Linked DNA regions of Homo sapiens: region 1 is linked to region 2. The links are chromatin loops, found by intact Hi-C in ENCODE. Cell type or tissue: OCI-LY7. All regions are shown on one strand. Region 1 overlaps XYLT2 (xylosyltransferase 2). Region 2 holds the start of ACSF2 (acyl-CoA synthetase family member 2).

Evidence for each region. A loop is a pair of places that touch in the nucleus more often than their neighbours do. Peaks named below come from ENCODE experiments on the same cell type or tissue, not always from the same donor. Only the 100,000 strongest peaks of a DNase experiment are listed, where the experiment ranks them.
Region 1: it touches region 2 in a loop (7-fold over the local background); 5 of 110 quality-filtered maps call a loop at or near these places.

The regions. Positions count from the first base shown.
Region 1 is chr17:50,357,217-50,365,216 of GRCh38, forward strand. It overlaps XYLT2 (xylosyltransferase 2), which reads left to right. Exons shown (of 11, transcript NM_022167.4): 9 at 1-36; 10 at 991-1,324; 11 at 2,753-3,969. The coding sequence ends at 3,075. Among named protein-coding and RNA genes, the nearest start is that of MRPL27, 12 kb to the right of the region's middle. In OCI-LY7, CTCF peaks have their summits at 4,940 (motif pointing right) and 5,149; a DNase peak (open chromatin) is centred at 4,965; H3K27ac peaks cover 551 bases.
Region 2 is chr17:50,424,488-50,432,487 of GRCh38, forward strand. ACSF2 (acyl-CoA synthetase family member 2) reads left to right here and starts at 1,731. Exons shown (of 16, transcript NM_025149.6): 1 at 1,731-1,902. The coding sequence starts at 1,775. RefSeq lists enhancers at 1,263-1,807, 6,763-7,458 and a silencer at 1,544-1,863. In OCI-LY7, CTCF peaks have their summits at 3,119 and 3,319; DNase peaks (open chromatin) are centred at 1,354, 1,764, 2,624 and 3,114; H3K4me3 peaks cover 2,781 bases; H3K27ac peaks cover 2,103 bases.

The sequences.
Region 1 (8,000 bases), 67 kb before region 2:
CGCAGTGACCAGGCCAGCCGGCTCCAGAGTCTGGAGGTGGGACAGGTCCCCCACTTGCTTTCTCCCAACCCCCACCCAGACTTGGGGTAGTGGGAAGAGAGGGACAGACACCAAGGGAGGGGTAAGGTTATTTTTCCCAGTCATGGCAGCCATGGTGATGCCCCCATGCAGACATCCTGTGTCACCCCCCAGCCTGTGCACACTGAGGAGCACCTCCTGGTTGGGGTATGCAGAGGACATGCAGGGAGCAGGGAGGGAATTATCAGTTCCACTACAACACAAGCCCAATCTTCCAGACTACAGAGATTTCGCCTAGAGGGGCAGGGACATTCGAGTTGGGCCATGAAACTACACTTCTGAGTGGCTCCTCATAGTCTTTTTTTTTTTTTTTTTGAGACAGTCTCACTCTGTCGCAGTGGCACAATCTCGGCTCACTGCAACCTCTGCCTCCCAGGTTCAAGCGATTCTCCTACCTCAGCCTCCCGCGTAGCTGGGACTACAGGCGCGCGCCACCACGCCCAGCTAATTTTTTTTTTTGTATTTTTAATAGAGACGGGGTTTCACCATGTTGACCAGGATGATCTCGATCTCCTGACCTTGTGATCCACCCGCCTCGGCCTCCCAGAGTGCTGGGAATACAAGCGCAAGCCACCGCGCCTGGCCCCTCCTCATAGTCTCTTTCTCAGAGGCTTTGGCTTCATGTGGGAATGGTCTCTGGGCAGGACTTTGAACCTCATCCCTGCCGTATTGTCCCCAATAAGGGGGACTGACCTCCACTGCCTAGCAGTCAGAATGGAAGCCTAGAACGAATCTCAGAGCTGGGAGAGATATTAAAGGTCTCCTAGTCTGACCCCTTCATTTTGCAGATGGGGAAACTGAGGCCCAGAAAGAGACAGTGACTGGCCTGAGATTACACAGTGAGAGGCAGCTTCAGAGGAGGGAGAAGGACCTTTCCCCCACACTCCTGCCCAGCTGCCTCTCTCTCTACAGGTTGGCACTGATTGGGACCCCAAAGAGCGTCTTTTCCGGAACTTTGGGGGGTTACTGGGGCCGCTGGACGAGCCTGTGGCCGTGCAGCGCTGGGCCCGGGGCCCCAACCTCACAGCCACAGTGGTCTGGATCGACCCAACCTATGTGGTGGCCACATCTTATGACATCACAGTAGATACGGAGACTGAGGTCACGCAATACAAGCCCCCACTGAGCCGGCCCCTGCGGCCAGGGCCCTGGACTGTTCGACTCCTTCAGTTCTGGGAACCGCTGGGTGAGACCCGCTTCCTTGTGCTGCCCTTGACCTTCAACCGCAAACTACCTCTCAGGAAAGGTAAGCGTGCAGTTCTCAAATGAGGCCCAGAAGCCAGACAGAATAGGACTCGCCAGAGAGGTGACCTCAAGAAGCCAACCATCAGAGCTGACTCCCATCCCTAGAGTCAGGGAAGCATGGAAGGGCTGGGGCCTTCATCTTCTTTCCTGTAGCATGCAGGGTCCTGCACTGCAGTGTGGTGGAAAAGGGAGCTTTACAGTCATGCACACTTGGTTTGGAACATAACTCTCACAAGTTCATTGGCTTTTTGTCCTTGGAAGTTACCTGGCCTTCCTGGGCCTCAGTCTTAGCACGTGAAGCTGGAATAGTACACCTATCAGGGACCTCCTGGTTCATGCAACACAAATCCACTCAACCTAGCTTGAGTTAAAAAGGGGAGAAGACTGGAAGAATGCAGAGGTCTCCTTCACAAAGCTAGGAAATGTCTCAGGCCTCACTGTGAACCAGAGGTGCTTTCTCCATCTCTCTGGGGCTATCTTGTTCCTCATCCTGTCCTGTCTCTATGCATTGGCCTCAGGCTCTGGCTCCCCATCCATGGCCTCTCAGTGCAACAGACACTGACCAGAGACTTTTAGTCCCCAGGTTTCACATTCTTGGGACAGCAAATCTGATTGGCTATCCCAGTCCACTGTCTGGCCAGGTGGGCAGGGTCATGTGGCTCTCTGCCCATTTGGCTGAGGCTAAGGGAGCAGGCTCTGAACAGAGACACAGGCTGGGCAAATTTCCTGCAAGGGAGGGCCTAGTATAAGTAACTCCCCCTGGGAGCTATGAGGGATGAGCCTCTGGAGGGAAAGTGGCCGGTATGCAGGAGGTGATCAATTGGTAGGTGTTTCCTTCCCCCACCACGTCCTATCACAAGAAGGTGGTTAAGAGGTGGGGTACCCTAGAGGAGGAGGGGGTGCTGGTGGGGCTGCAGCAGATCCAGGGCAGGCAAGCTGTGTCCCCCGCACACCTGGACCTCCCAGTCAAGGGAAGAATGGCAACAATGCACAGCAGGTAGGGACAGGGGCTGCGCCTCAAGGACAAAGTCAGAGGAGGTGCTCTAAGCCAAGGGGACAAAGCTGGCCATTGTCTGTGCATGAAGAGCTGAAGTGCCCGAGTACAGGCTTCTGAGGGCTCTAGGAGCCACCAATGATGGTCAAGAAAGGGTATGGGACACAAACCAGACTGTTCCCTTTTCTAAAGTGCCTTGAACCCACTGCTTTACTGCATCCTAAAGTTGGGAATCTAAGGCTTACTGCCTTGATTTTATAAAACTCAGTTTTATAGGCACAGAAAGTCCCTTGGATTAGCCCAAGGTCATTCAGCAAGCTGTGACTCAGAAGTAGGGCTGTGACAGGAACTGGGGTACCCAGACCCAACTCCTGGGTCTGGCCTCCACGGAGTCTGTTGCAGGGGGTGTGCTTACTGCCTGCTCTGCACCCACAGATGATGCCAGCTGGCTGCACGCAGGGCCACCCCACAACGAGTACATGGAGCAGAGTTTCCAGGGCCTGAGTAGCATCCTGAACCTGCCTCAGCCGGAGCTCGCGGAGGAGGCTGCCCAGCGGCACACACAGCTCACAGGCCCTGCGCTCGAGGCCTGGACAGACAGGGAACTGAGCAGCTTCTGGTCCGTGGCTGGACTGTGTGCCATAGGCCCCTCTCCCTGCCCCTCCCTGGAGCCCTGCAGACTGACCAGCTGGAGCTCTCTGTCCCCCGACCCCAAATCAGAGCTGGGGCCTGTCAAAGCAGACGGGCGACTCAGGTAGCAGGGCCCCAGCCAGTACCCGTGGAGGACCCGGGAAATTGCACCTTACAGACAGTGGAGGGGTGTCCCCTCCCACAGGCAAGAACCAGAGGCCCAGGCTGCACACCCATTTCAGCCATCAAGAACCCACACAGACGGCAGGGAAGGTGGACACAGTATGAACTACTGCTGATGTCTCTGTTGGGGATCAGAGGGCTGGCGGGAACGCGAGAAGGGCACCAGCAGCATTCCACACCCAGCTCTTCCTCACCTTCCTGTCTAGTTTGAATTTCTTTTTTTTCTTTTTTTTTTTTTTTTTTTAATTTAAAAAGGAAAATGGGTGGTTGGGAGAGAAACTAGAACAGAAGATGTGCAATAGGGCTCAGAGCAGCCCCAGGAAGTGGGCCATGTCTGTGGGGAGCAGGGGCTTGCTGAGCCCACCTGCTATTGTTCTGCACGAGGCTGGGCCTGCCTCACTCTCCAGGGCCTCATGCCCCATTCTGGGCCTGTGGTGCTCGTGGCTGAGGCTCCACAGGGCTGCAAGTGCCCTGCCAGGCTCTAAGGCCCGAAGAACAGGTGATATCGGGGGCGCTGCAGAGCTGGGCTCTAGCAGGACAGTTCTTTTGTAGCCAGGGGACCCTAGAAGTGGGGTGGGGCGGCTCCAGGGCTTTCCAGCATACCCTGCCCCTGGATGGGAAAGGCAGGGTCAGGGCCCACTGAGACCCATGCAGAGTTTCCAGGTGTGCACTGGAAGTGAGGTCACATGAGCAGCGTGGGAAGAAGACTCTGTCAAGACTCTCAGAAGAACCTGGAGTAATTGTGCCTGAAGCTCAGCGTGAAGTCTGAAATATGCAACAGAAGAAATATATCTCTATCTCTCTACTCTGGGCTCTGTGTTTTTCCTCCTGGGTGTCAGGAAGCCATCACCATTCATTGGGCCTTCTCCAGAAGTCTTAGCTGGTACTTTGGTAGCCTTGAGAAGGTAAAGATCTCATTCCTCCAGATTAAGAACAGTTTAGAATCCACCCAGAGGGACTCAAGAACCCATCTAGCCTGGGTGCAGGGGTTCACGCCTGTCATCTCAACACTGGGAGGCTGAGGCAGGAAGATTACCTCAGCCCAGGAGTTTGGGACCAGCCTGGGAAACAGTGAGACCTCGTCTCTACAAGAATTTTTTTTTAATTAGCCAGGCGTGGTGGCGCACATCTGTAGTCCCAGCTACTCAGGAGGCTGAAGCAGGAGTTTGAAGCTGCAGTGAGCCAAAATTGCACCACTGCACTCCAGCCTGGGTGACAGAGTGAGACCCTGTCTCAAAAAACATCTAATCCAGCTCCTTTTTCTGAGGGGTAAACAGGCCCAGAGAGGCTCAAAGACTTCTTCTTTGCCACCCAGCAAGCCAGGGGACCAGCAGGACCTGAGCTTAGTTTGAGAGCCCTGACCCAGCACTCCCACCCCCACCACCAGGCCAGGCTGCAGCAGGTGCTGGCTTCTCTATCCTTGGCCTTAGCAGGGTCCATCCTAGAAGACTGGCCCTGCCACATGGGGCACCTTCAACAGAGGCAATCCCAGCCATGGCCTGGTCGTTATGATTGGAGCTTTTTCTTTTCGGGGCAGGAGCAGCAGCAGCCTAGGTCCCTCGTCACTGTCCTAGGACTCATGTTGAAAAGGGTTGTCCATCCTCCCTCCCTTTCCCAAGCCTCCTCTCCCCCTCCCACTCTCCTACCATTGACAGCCGGAGCTCGGTATCAGTCCTTCACAGCTTGCTTAATGTGGGAGCAAGGGTGAAGGTTTCTAGACCTCTAAAGTCACCCTATCAGCCAGCCACACTGAGCTCAGCTTGGGGAACAAATTCCTGCCCAGGCTGCCACATGTCAAGTTCTCCTAGTTGCCAGGAGGGGGCACTCCTGACAACCAACCGATAACAGCACTGGGGTTTTTGTCAGCTGCCGTGGTGCTAACCATGCCTGTAGTATCTCAATCCTTACAACTCTTGGAGGGAGGCATTTTTATTATCATCATTTAGCAGATCAGAAAACTGAGGCTTAGAGCTGTGAAATGACGAGCCCAAAGTCACAGCTAACTATTTGATGGTGGCAGCAGCCTTCAGAAAGAGGCAGGAAGCCTCCAGAGCCACTCAGTCACTACACTCTCCGGCTCGCATAAGAGCCTGGCTGGGCAGGTAAGCAGGAAGGAGCTAATGGCAAGAATTCGAAGGAAAAGGTACTTAGGTTCAGAGGCTAAGATAATTCGTTTTTTCTGGCTCCTGTTTTAGTGAACATCTGAAGCTGTACCCTGGTTCTCCAGAATGTTGTGGTTTTTGTTTCCCAATATCAACTCTCAGGTCAATAAGGAGGAAAAATTAACAACTAGGTTCAGCATATTAGGCACAGGCAGTAAATATTAGAACACTTAGACTCTGCTGGCCAAGAGCTCACAAACTAGCCTGTGGGTTTAACCTGGGCTATGGCTGTGCTGTGTTAGGCTAGCACAACGGTTTTCAAAGTAGTAGTAGTATTTTTAGAGACAGGGTCTGGCTCTGTTGTCCAGGCACGATCACGATCATAGCTCACTGCAGCCTTGACCTCCTGAGCGCAAGTGATCCTCCTAAGTAGCTAGGGTCACAGATGTGCACGACCATGCCTGGCATGCATGCATTCTTTATTTATTTATTTATTTATTTATTTATTTTATTTATTTATTTATTGGCAGAACAGGGGTCTCTCCATGTTGCCCAGGCTGGTCTCAAACTCCTGGCCTCAAGCAGTCCTCCCGCTCCAACCTCCCAAAGCGTTGGGATGACAGGCATCAGCCACTACTCCTGGCCTCAAAGTACCATTAAAAAAAAAAAAAAATCTTAGGTAACACATGCACTCGCCGCATCCCTGTCCTTCTCCACCATATTAGATCAGGTCGTAGTTCCCCATTATTGTCACCTGCTGTAAACATTTGGAGTTTACATTCTTCAACTCAAGTGAGTCGTGATCCTGACAGAGGATTCTGATTTAACGGTCTGAGGTGGCAACCCACAGTGGTATGCTTTTAAAGCTCCTCAGGCCTTTCTAACAAGCAGGCAGGCAGAACTAGGGAAGCGTAACCCCACCCCTGCTGCTCTGGCAGGCCTGTCTTGGCCCCACTGAGTTGGAAGCACTGCAGGACCCAGGACCAGCCTCCAGGACTCCTCCTGACAGGTTCAGAGGGCAGATTTGGGGGTGGAGGTGCTCCTCTCCCATTCTCTCCCCTGTCCAGGTCACTGAGGTGAGAGCTCAGCTTTGCTGCCTGAGTTCCTGGCAGACAGTGTTCTCTATCCCCCACCTTTCTGTAGGGTTAGCTCAGCCTGGAGGCTTGGGTTTTTTGAGGTTTCTTTGAAATCCACTCCTGGCTGGGCCACTGGGGTCAAAATCAGGATTTGGGCCAGGCAGGACACAGAGTGGGGGCGGGGAGCGGCCAAAGGCAGGCTGGGCCCCCAGAGCTGCACAATAACTGCTTTGGAGGGAGGAGGAGAGCCTGGGCAGAGAGGCTTTTGTATTTCATGGCCTGGCGTACCCAGTTTCCAGGGCAACCATGGACACCACGGTTCTGTTAGAGGTGGAAGCCAAGACCAGAAGACAGCCAATTAACATCCAGAGCCCAGTTATCTGAGCCAATGGGAAGTGGAGGTGGGCAATGGGGCTGGGAGGGATCTGGGACTGAGAAGTGCAGAGATCTGGGCGAGTTGGAGTCCCACTGGCTGTCAGGTTCAGCAGAAGCAGGGCCTGTTCCCCCCAACCCCTGCTCTGAAGGTTGTAGTGGGACACTCATAGCTGCCAGGCCTGCAGAGGCAGGAGAGGCTGAGCTCCTGGAAAGCTGCTTACAGATGCCCCTGCTCTGAATGAAGCTGTTCCTCTGGGCCAGGGTTCCCAGGGAGGGGTGTGGCACCTCGGGGAGGGTCAGCCCTGTGGCCCTGCTGGCTGCCCTCAAGACTGATGCCCTTTCTTGGCATCCCCTGCCACTGCTTCTCCGTGTGCAGACATCACCATGGACAACAGCCTCCTGGCCATAGTCGTGGCCACCAGTGAGTACCTACTGCCATTCCGTGTCCCAGGGGTGGGGCAGAGGCACCTTTGGCCCCTCACTGTAGGCAAAGCCCAGATTCTTCATCTATAGGGTCACCTCAAGCAACAGCCCTCCCCAGCCAAGACTTGAGAAGTATGCTGCACATGGCTGGTCTTTGATCCCTCTGGTCCCTTCCCTGTGCCAGGTCCTATGATGCCACAATCTTTGGTAACAAGAGGGGCTGGGCACCAGGAGCTGTTGAGCTGGGCTCTTGGGTCCTTTCCTGCCTCCTCAGATCCAGTTTCTCAGGGTATCTGCTCCATCCCCTCCCTTTGTGTCTCTGTAAAATCTCCCTTACACACATCACCCCCTGGGCTGCAGGCAGGGAAGGGACAGGGCTACTCTGCTCCCCCTCACAAATCTCTGCCCCAGGGACTTGATGCCGTAGCAAAAAGGGAGCTGCCTGCACCTCAGTTTGCCTTGCTTGTCAAGCTGGTATCAGTACCAGCCAGGTCATTCCTACACCAGCTTCTGGAGTGAATTCCAATCTGGTGAGGAGATGGGCCTGCACATGCTGGGTCCAGGCTGCCCCCTGACGGTGCCTCTTGGGGGAAGGCAGCCTCATCCACAGTGTTCATCATGGCCATCCTGCTGCTGCTGCTGCTGCACCAGCGCGACCCCCAGTGCTGCCAGGTCCTCTGCGCCTGCCACTTCTTCCGGAGTCCCAGCCAATACGTAAGCACCCCGATCCACCAACCCCTTGCCTTCATGCCCCCCACCCCCGACCCAAATCCTGACAAAAGGGCACCTGTGCTCTGGCCAAGGAGAAACAAGTGTTCAGTATGGAAAAGAAAGGGCCTTTGGAATCTTTCTCTGCAGCATCCAGCCTGGGTTCCCTCTGAGTCAGGGGAGCAG
Region 2 (8,000 bases):
ATAAAAACAAAGACACATTCCAAGCCATGCCTGTTCCTTGCAGGGTGTTTGTGAGGGTCAGAGAAAATGTCCTTGAAGAGCCTGGCATGTACAAGATACCCTGAAACTGATGGCTATGATGCCACGGCCTGTGCACCTAGGAAGAGTCAGGAAAGCCCAGTGTCTTGAAAAGCCGAGGCTGGAGCAAAGTTCAAGGAGGAACTCACTTCTCTCCCACTCTAGGACTGACCCTCAAACTAGCCAGAAGAGTGGAAGGACCTACAAGATCAGTACCCACCCCACACTTCATAGGCCAAGAGAGGGACAGTGGTTTACCCAGGGTCACCCAGCATGCTAGAGGCTAAGCCTGCCAGCCACGGCTGGGAACCCAGACTTGTGAATGCCCCAGCCCTCCACATTCCCTGGTCCGCTATCAAAGACAGTTAGTCTAATTAGGAAAGCACACCCTTGCAGGCCCAGCCTCCGGTGATCTCTTTGTTCCTCTGTCTCTTCCTGCCCCAACCCCACAGAAACTGAAGTGTGGGGACCCTCCCTAGGAACCGGGGTTCCAGGGAGGATTTGAGGTCACGCTCAAGATCATAAAGAGGCCCAGCATGGACTCCTTCTCATGACCCAAGTGGAGCCAGAGTTCCCAGATAAGGGCAAAGGTCACCTCAGGCCAGGCTCCACTCTCAGCCACCCCTTCTGCCTGGCAGGGTTTACTTCATCTCCTCCAGTCAGGAGAGGGGAGGTCACACTGCCAGGGCCTTTGCCCCATTCTTCTCCAGCTCCTTCTCTAGAGGAAGAGTCATGGCTAGGCCGAGGCAGTGTGGACCTGGAACAGGTATAAACTGTGCTACTCTTTGGTGCCCAGTGCCACTTTTCCTAGCCAGGACCAGAGCTATCACCTTCTCTGTCCCGCAGCTCTGCCCAGGTCTTAGTACCCCACTCACCCCTGGGCCTCAGGAACCCTAAGGAGGGGCATAGGGTTGCTTTCCATTCACACCTGGGGCAGCACAGGGAACTGTGCCACAGGCCCCAAGACAGGCAGATGGAGGATGAAATACACAGGTCCCAGTCCCTGAGGCCACCTTACGTGTCCGGCCCCCAACCCTGTGCAGAAGGTCAAGGCAGAGGCGCCGAGGAGGGATGGGAGGATGCCTCCTGTGAGATGGGGTACAACTGGTGTTCCTTCTGAAGCTGACATCTGGCCTCAGCTGGGACTCTGGCGCCAGCGGGCCCGCAGGGGGCTCACCCGCGACACCCTTTGTTCTGGCTGCCTCCCCAACCCCGCGGGGCCCTCTGCTCCAGCTGGCATGCCTCAAGGACGCTTCGCGCCTGCTCCTTTGGCCCCCGGCTCGCAAGTAGCGGGGCCAGCACGTGACCCGAGGGGGCAGGGGATGGATGGATCTTGACCTTGCCATCTGGCCCCTCACGGATGTGCTGCTGGCTCTCCCTCTAGGAAATCAACAAATTTTTGCGCTTCTAACATCCAGGCCCCTGAGGATGGTCGCGAGGAAGATCTGTTTCGGACTGCAGCTGGGGCCTTCGGATCCAGAGGAAACCAGGGCTATTCTTCGAGGGTGGGAGGGGGAGGGCCGCGGGGTCGGAGGGGAAGGTGGCCCCGCGCGAAGTCGCCGCCGCCGCGCCCCGCCCCGCCCCGCCGGCGGAGACCGAATCCGCCGCACCCCATAGGCAGAGGCCACCCTCCCCGCCTCCCCGCCCGCTGCGCGCCCGCCCCGCCCCGGCTCACTTTAAAAGTTTACTCGGGCCGGGACGCAGGGCAAAGCGAGCCATGGCTGTCTACGTCGGGATGCTGCGCCTGGGGAGGCTGTGCGCCGGGAGCTCGGGGGTGCTGGGGGCCCGGGCCGCCCTCTCTCGGAGTTGGCAGGAAGCCAGGTTGCAGGGTGTCCGCTTCCTCAGGTACTGGCCCCCCGCGGGAAGAGAGGGGGCGGGGCAGTTCCCCGGGAGAGGAACTTGGAGGTCCCGGCGAGCTTCGGAAGCCCCACCTCTGGACGAGTGCACTGGGGGGAAGGTACCCGCCCCTCCCCCGCCCCCCGCCAGCACCTAGGCAATAGGAAAAGCTGGCTTGGCCTGGTGGACTTGGGTGGGGAGGGGGCTTTGGTTGGTGGCTGCAGTGACTTCGAGTTCTGGTCCAAGACTCTCGATTCCTTCTCCTTTATGGGCACAGAGGGCAAGGAGTGTGGGCTTTAAGGAGAATATTCCGATGGGGAGGGGCAAGGGCCAAGGCCTGGGCTGTACCCCCAGGACACTGCCTCTGAGTTGGAACCCCTTCATGGGCAAACTTGGGGATCAGCCCCAGTCTCCCCGACCCAGGCCACTAAACTTAGCAGTCTCCTGTCTCCTCATCAGCTGCTCACTAACATGGCTTTAATTCTTTGCTGCCTACTCCTGGGCCTATTTCCTTCTGTCCTCAGTGCAAGGGGTGGGATGGAAGCTGGCAGGCAGAGGATTTCAGTTCCCAGTAGCTTCACTGCCTCTGCAGCAGCACAGTAAGTAAAGCTGCCTTCCCGGTGTGACCAGTCCTTGGGAGGACCCCGTGAGATGGCAAATGTGAAAGTGCTTGAGACACAGAGAGCAGGCTGCCACTCATGTTATCAGGGCTGTTAGCTTCAGCAGCACCACTGGGGAGCCCTGTGCACTACTGAGCCTGTCCTACCACTCAACTCGGCCAGATACTAAGTCTATGGTCAGGACAGCACTTTCAGCAACATCAGATGGGGTGTGGGCCTGGACATGGAAAAGGGAGAAGTCAGAACAAAGCTGTGTCTCAGAGAACTAGATTTGTTTTTGTTTTTAAAAAGGCTAAGTAGGAAGAGTTGGAGGGACATGCAGACTCCTTTTTGGCTAGAACTCCAAGATCACACTTTCTGAACTTGCTGATTTCTGAATGCTAGAAAGCATGCAATGCCTTAACATCACTCTGCCTAATTTGCTGAGAAAACTAAGTGGATCAAGGCTGGTCAGTAGATGGGATTGAGATGAGGACAGTGGGGTCCTCTTCCCAGTGACCCTGGGAAGTCACTCACTACTTCCCAGGGTCTCCCTAGACAAGTTCGGCCCTCCCCTGACCCCCTAGTCTCTTAAGCCTCTCCTCTGGACTCATGGCTGCCCCCTCAGGCTGGGAGGACTCTGAGGAAAGTTACTTCCCAAAGTGTACATATTTTATCACACTAAATCAGGCCACAGGGGAAGTCTCTCAGCCTACTCTGGCTCAGGAGGCTGCCCAATAGAAAACAAACAAACAAACCAATAAATAAGTAATAAATCAGGCCACATGGCAACATTTCTGACCTTTGACTTTTTTTTATCTATAAACAAAACAGGTCACTTACCTGCTACAGCCCTGGGACCTCTGAGAGCACCAAGCTTCAGAGAAATTCTTATTGCTGTGTCAGGAGGAGACTCATTTATCCAGACAGATGATTTTCTGAGTGTTTGGCCTACTTTCTTTCTGCCCCTTCCACTCCCTTGTGCCTGCACCCTTATTGTCTGACTGTGATGGTTTTACCTGATTTCTCTCCTACTTTCCCCTTCAGAAGCCTCAGGGCTCAGGCCAGGCAAGGTGGTTTATGCCTGTAATCTCAGCACTTTGGAAAGCAGAGGTGGTAGGATCACTTGAGCCCAGGAGTTCAAGGCTGCATTGAGCCGTCATCATGCCACTGCACTCTAGCCTGAGCAGCAGAGCAAAACCTAGACTCAAAAAATAAAAATAAAGGCTGGGTGGGTGGCTCATGCCTGTAATCCCAGCACTTTGGGAAGCCCAGGCAGGCAGATCACTTGAAGTCAGGAGACCGGTTTGGCCAACATGGTGAAACCCCGTTTCTACTAAAAATACAAAAATCAGCCGGGCGTGGTGGCATGTGCCTGTAATACCAGCTACTAGGGTGTCTGAGGCAGGAGAATTGCTCCAACCTGGGAGGCGGTGGTTGTAGTGAGCCAAGACTGCACCTCTGCACTCCAGCCTGGGTGACAGAGGGAGACTCCATGTCAAAAATAAATAAATAAAAATAAAGGCCAAGCATGGTGGCTTATGCCTGTAATCCCAGCACTTTGGGAGGCTGAGGTGGGCGGATCACTTGAGGTCAGGAGTTAGATCAGACTGGCCAACATGGAGAAACCCCATCTCTACTAAAAATATAAAATTAGCCTGGCGTGGTGGCACATGCCTGTAATCCCAGCTACTTGGGAGGCTGAGGCAGGAGAATTACTTGAACCTGGGAAGCGGAGGTTGCACTGAGCTGAGATTGCACCACTGCACTCCAGTCTGGGTGACAGAGAAAGACTTCATCTCAAAAAAATAAAAATAAAAATGAAAAAAGAAGCCTCAGGGCTGAAACCATCAGCAAACATTCCTGAGAACAGATTCTGCGTCATGCTAGCACATGCTGTGCATATAGAGGCCACAGAACTCAGTCCTCACCCTGCCAGGAACTTGCAGCCTCGTAGGAGGAGAAATAAATCAAGGTGAGCACTATTCGGTGTTGCAAGTGCCATGGTGAGGAATGCGCTTGGACTTTCGTCCTCTGTTTTCTCCGATCTGCTCACACACAGCCTGCTTTCCTGTTGCCCAACACCCAGGCCTATTACTTACCAGACCCTGGTTTTGCCTGAGAGAAAAGAGCAAGGGCTTTGAAGTTAGACTATCCTGGATGACAGCCCTGGGTCCTCTCCCTGTTGGTTGTATGACCTCGGGCATGTTATCTAACCTCTGAGCTAGTTAGTTCATTACTTACTACCTTCTTGCTGTGTTGTTGGGCTGATGAATAAAACAAGCTTGCTCTTGTTCTCAGCCTTTCCTTTGAGGCAGGGCTGATCCCTGGAAACCCTTGACTGGTGTCTGGGTGGGAATTCTGACTGATTTGAAAGTAGGAGAGGATCCCCTGATTGGTGGCCTCTTTCTGGAACCCAATTATTTCTCCTAGCTGATTGCCAAGATGGTGACTTCCACCCAGCTACATGTCCAGTCCTTGGGTCTGCTGGACGTCCTCCTCTCCGTTTGACGCAGGGCTGTTCAGAGTCTTTCTCTTTTTCTTTTTTTTTTATTTGAGGTGGAATTTCGCTCTTGTTGCCCCAGGCTGGAGTGCAATGGCATGATCTCAGGTCACTGTAACCTCCGCCTCCTGGGTTCAAGCAGTTCTCCTGCCTCAGCCTCCCAAGTAGCTGGGATTACCGGTGTGCGCCACCCGCCCAGCTAATTTTGTATTTTTAGTGGAGATGGGGTTTCACCATGTTGGTCAGACTAGTCTCAAACTCCTGAACTCAAGTAATCCACCTGCCTCAGCCTCCTAAAGTGCTGGGATTACAGGCGTGAGCCACCACGCCCGGCCCAGAGTCTTTCTCCCCAGAAGGAAAGAAAAAGCTGTCCTTTGCTCTCCAGAACTCCTCACGACCAACTCCTTCCCCCTATCTATGTGCCTCCTTCCCCAAAGAAGGTGGATGGCTTAGTCTGGGGCTTCAGTGAACCTCCAAGGAAGGAATTCAAGGAGAAACCTGGGCTGAGCAGGCTTCCCCCAGACCTGCCCTAAAGCTGGCCTGGGGCTGCCTATGAGGCAGCTGCATCCAGGGTGTTGAGAACACTCAGAGCTGGGAAGGCAGAGAGATCAGTGGCTAAAGCCTCTCAGAATTAGGTGTGGTGCTCAGAGCTGGGGATCCAGTGACTTGGTGCTGATGGTGGGGACAGAGGGGTAAGGGGGCTTTGTGGACCACCCTCCATGGGGATGGCTATGATCATATAAGACTGTGGACCTAAGGGAAAAATCTGAGGCCAAAGTAATATAAGTAGAGAGATTTATTTGGGCCATGTTTGCAGACTGCAACCGGGAGCATAGACTCAAGTTGCCCTGATTATATGATCTGATGAGCAGCAGTTACAAGTGGGTTTTTAAAAGAAAAGAAGGCTGGGTGCAGTGGCTCACACCTGTAATCCCGGCACTTTGGGAGGCCGAGGCAGGCAGATCACAAGGTCAGGAGTTCGAGACCAGCCTGGCCAATATGGTGAAACCCTGTCTCTACTAAAAATACAAAATTAGCTGGGCATGGTGGCGGGCGCCTGTAGTTTCAGCTACTTGGGAGGCTGAGGCAGGAGAATCGCTTAAACCCGGGAGGAGAAGGTTGCAGTGAGCCGAGATTGTGCCACTGCACTCCAACCTGGGCGACAGAGCGAGACTCTGTCTCTAAATAAATAAATAAATGAAAAGAAGAGACAGTTCCTAAGTGATTTACCAAGAATGTACATTAAAATGATATAAGCTATTGATTCATTATACTTTGTTCTTTGTATCACAAATTTTGTTAACATGAAAGTAATGGGTAAAGCAGCTAGTTAGGAGCAAAATGCCTTTAAACAATTGTCCCTGGGAAGGAAGGAGCATGACTGAAGTCTCATGTCTCTCTGGGCTTGACACATTTTGCATACATCACATAGCTCAGACAGCTGCTGAGCTATTTTTCTGTTCTTGTGACCAACAGTTTACACACACATGGAAAACTACAAAATGCTGTTTCTATACAAGCGCCTTGTATTAAGCCTGGAAGTGTTATGGGTGGTAACCATAAATAGTTACAAGAAATAGACTCTTCCCATAATTTCCAAAACATGATTTATGAATGATTTGGTAACGATATCCCTATGCATTCCACTGGGGATCCTCCAGTCTAAATGTAACAGTAGAAAATAACTATGAACTTGGCTGCTGGAATCAGTGAATGGTACACATCTGTTTTAGTTACCCTCCTCTGCTTTGAATGCTGTACATTGCTGCAGTGTACTGTGAAGCATGTAAAGGTAATAAAAAGATGAATGAGTTTGTTTTCATTGACAGAGCTGTTTTTCTAGAAGGAGTCTACAGGGGAAGTCCATAGACACACTGATTCAAGGCAGAAAGTTTGCAGTGCCATTAAAGATGTCAATCAAAGCAGGAGGAATCTGGTTTGTGGAAATGGGAGGGGGAGACTTCCCAAAGAGCCTGGGGTTAGAACCTGATCCCTGAAAGGTTAGGTCTGCAGTTTGAAGCCTTTGTACTTCCGTGAAATCTCACTTGTGCTTCAATCGTTGTGAACCCTGGTGCCATCATAGCTTGCTATAATCTCAAACTTCTGGGCTCAAGCATTCCTCCCATCTCAGCCTCCCAAGTAGCTAGGACTACAGGCAAGTGCCACCATACCCAGATCATTTTAAAATTTTTTGTAGAGATGGGGTTATGAAGTATTGCCCAGGTTGGTCTCAAACCCCTGCCTCAAGCCATCCTCCTGCCTTGGCCTCAAGTGCTGGGATTATAGGGGTGAGCTGCTGATCCCGGCCTCTATTTTACTTCAATCTACAGATGAAACTTTGGAGCCAGGCAGATCTGGATTCAAATGAACCACTTTCTAGCTGAGTAGTTTTTTTACTTAAGTTAAACTTGACTTTTTTTTTCTTTCTTTCTTTTTTTGGTGGAGACAAGGTCTCGCTCTGTCACCTAGGCTGAGTGCAGTGGCACGATCACAGCTCACTACAGCCTCGAACTCTTGAGTGATCCTCCTATCTCAGCCTCCCCAGTAGCTGGGACTACAGGCCTGCGTCACTACACCCAACTAATTTTTGTATTTTTTTGTAGAGATGGTGTTTTGCCATGTTGCCCAGGCTGGTCTTGAACTCCTGAGCTTAAGTTACCTGCCTGCCTCAGCCACCTCCCAAAGTGCTGGGATTACAGGTGTGAGCCACACGCCTGGCCTTGACTTTTCTTATGTATAAATAGTGCATTGTGAGGGTTAAATGAGGTCCCATAAGAAAATGCTTAACACACAGTTTGATGCCAAGGACATGTTCATCCCATTGCATGGGTCAGTGAGCAACCTGTCCTAGTGGTGAGCTATTTTACAGGAATGCTTGTGTAATGATGGCTTGGCCCATTCTTACAGTGACCCCAAGGCCCACAGTATAGTAACTGTGTCTGGGGAGTAGGAGGGAGAAGGTTCCAGCAGGGTAAACTACCTAAGCAAAGGTGGGGCTGCTGGAG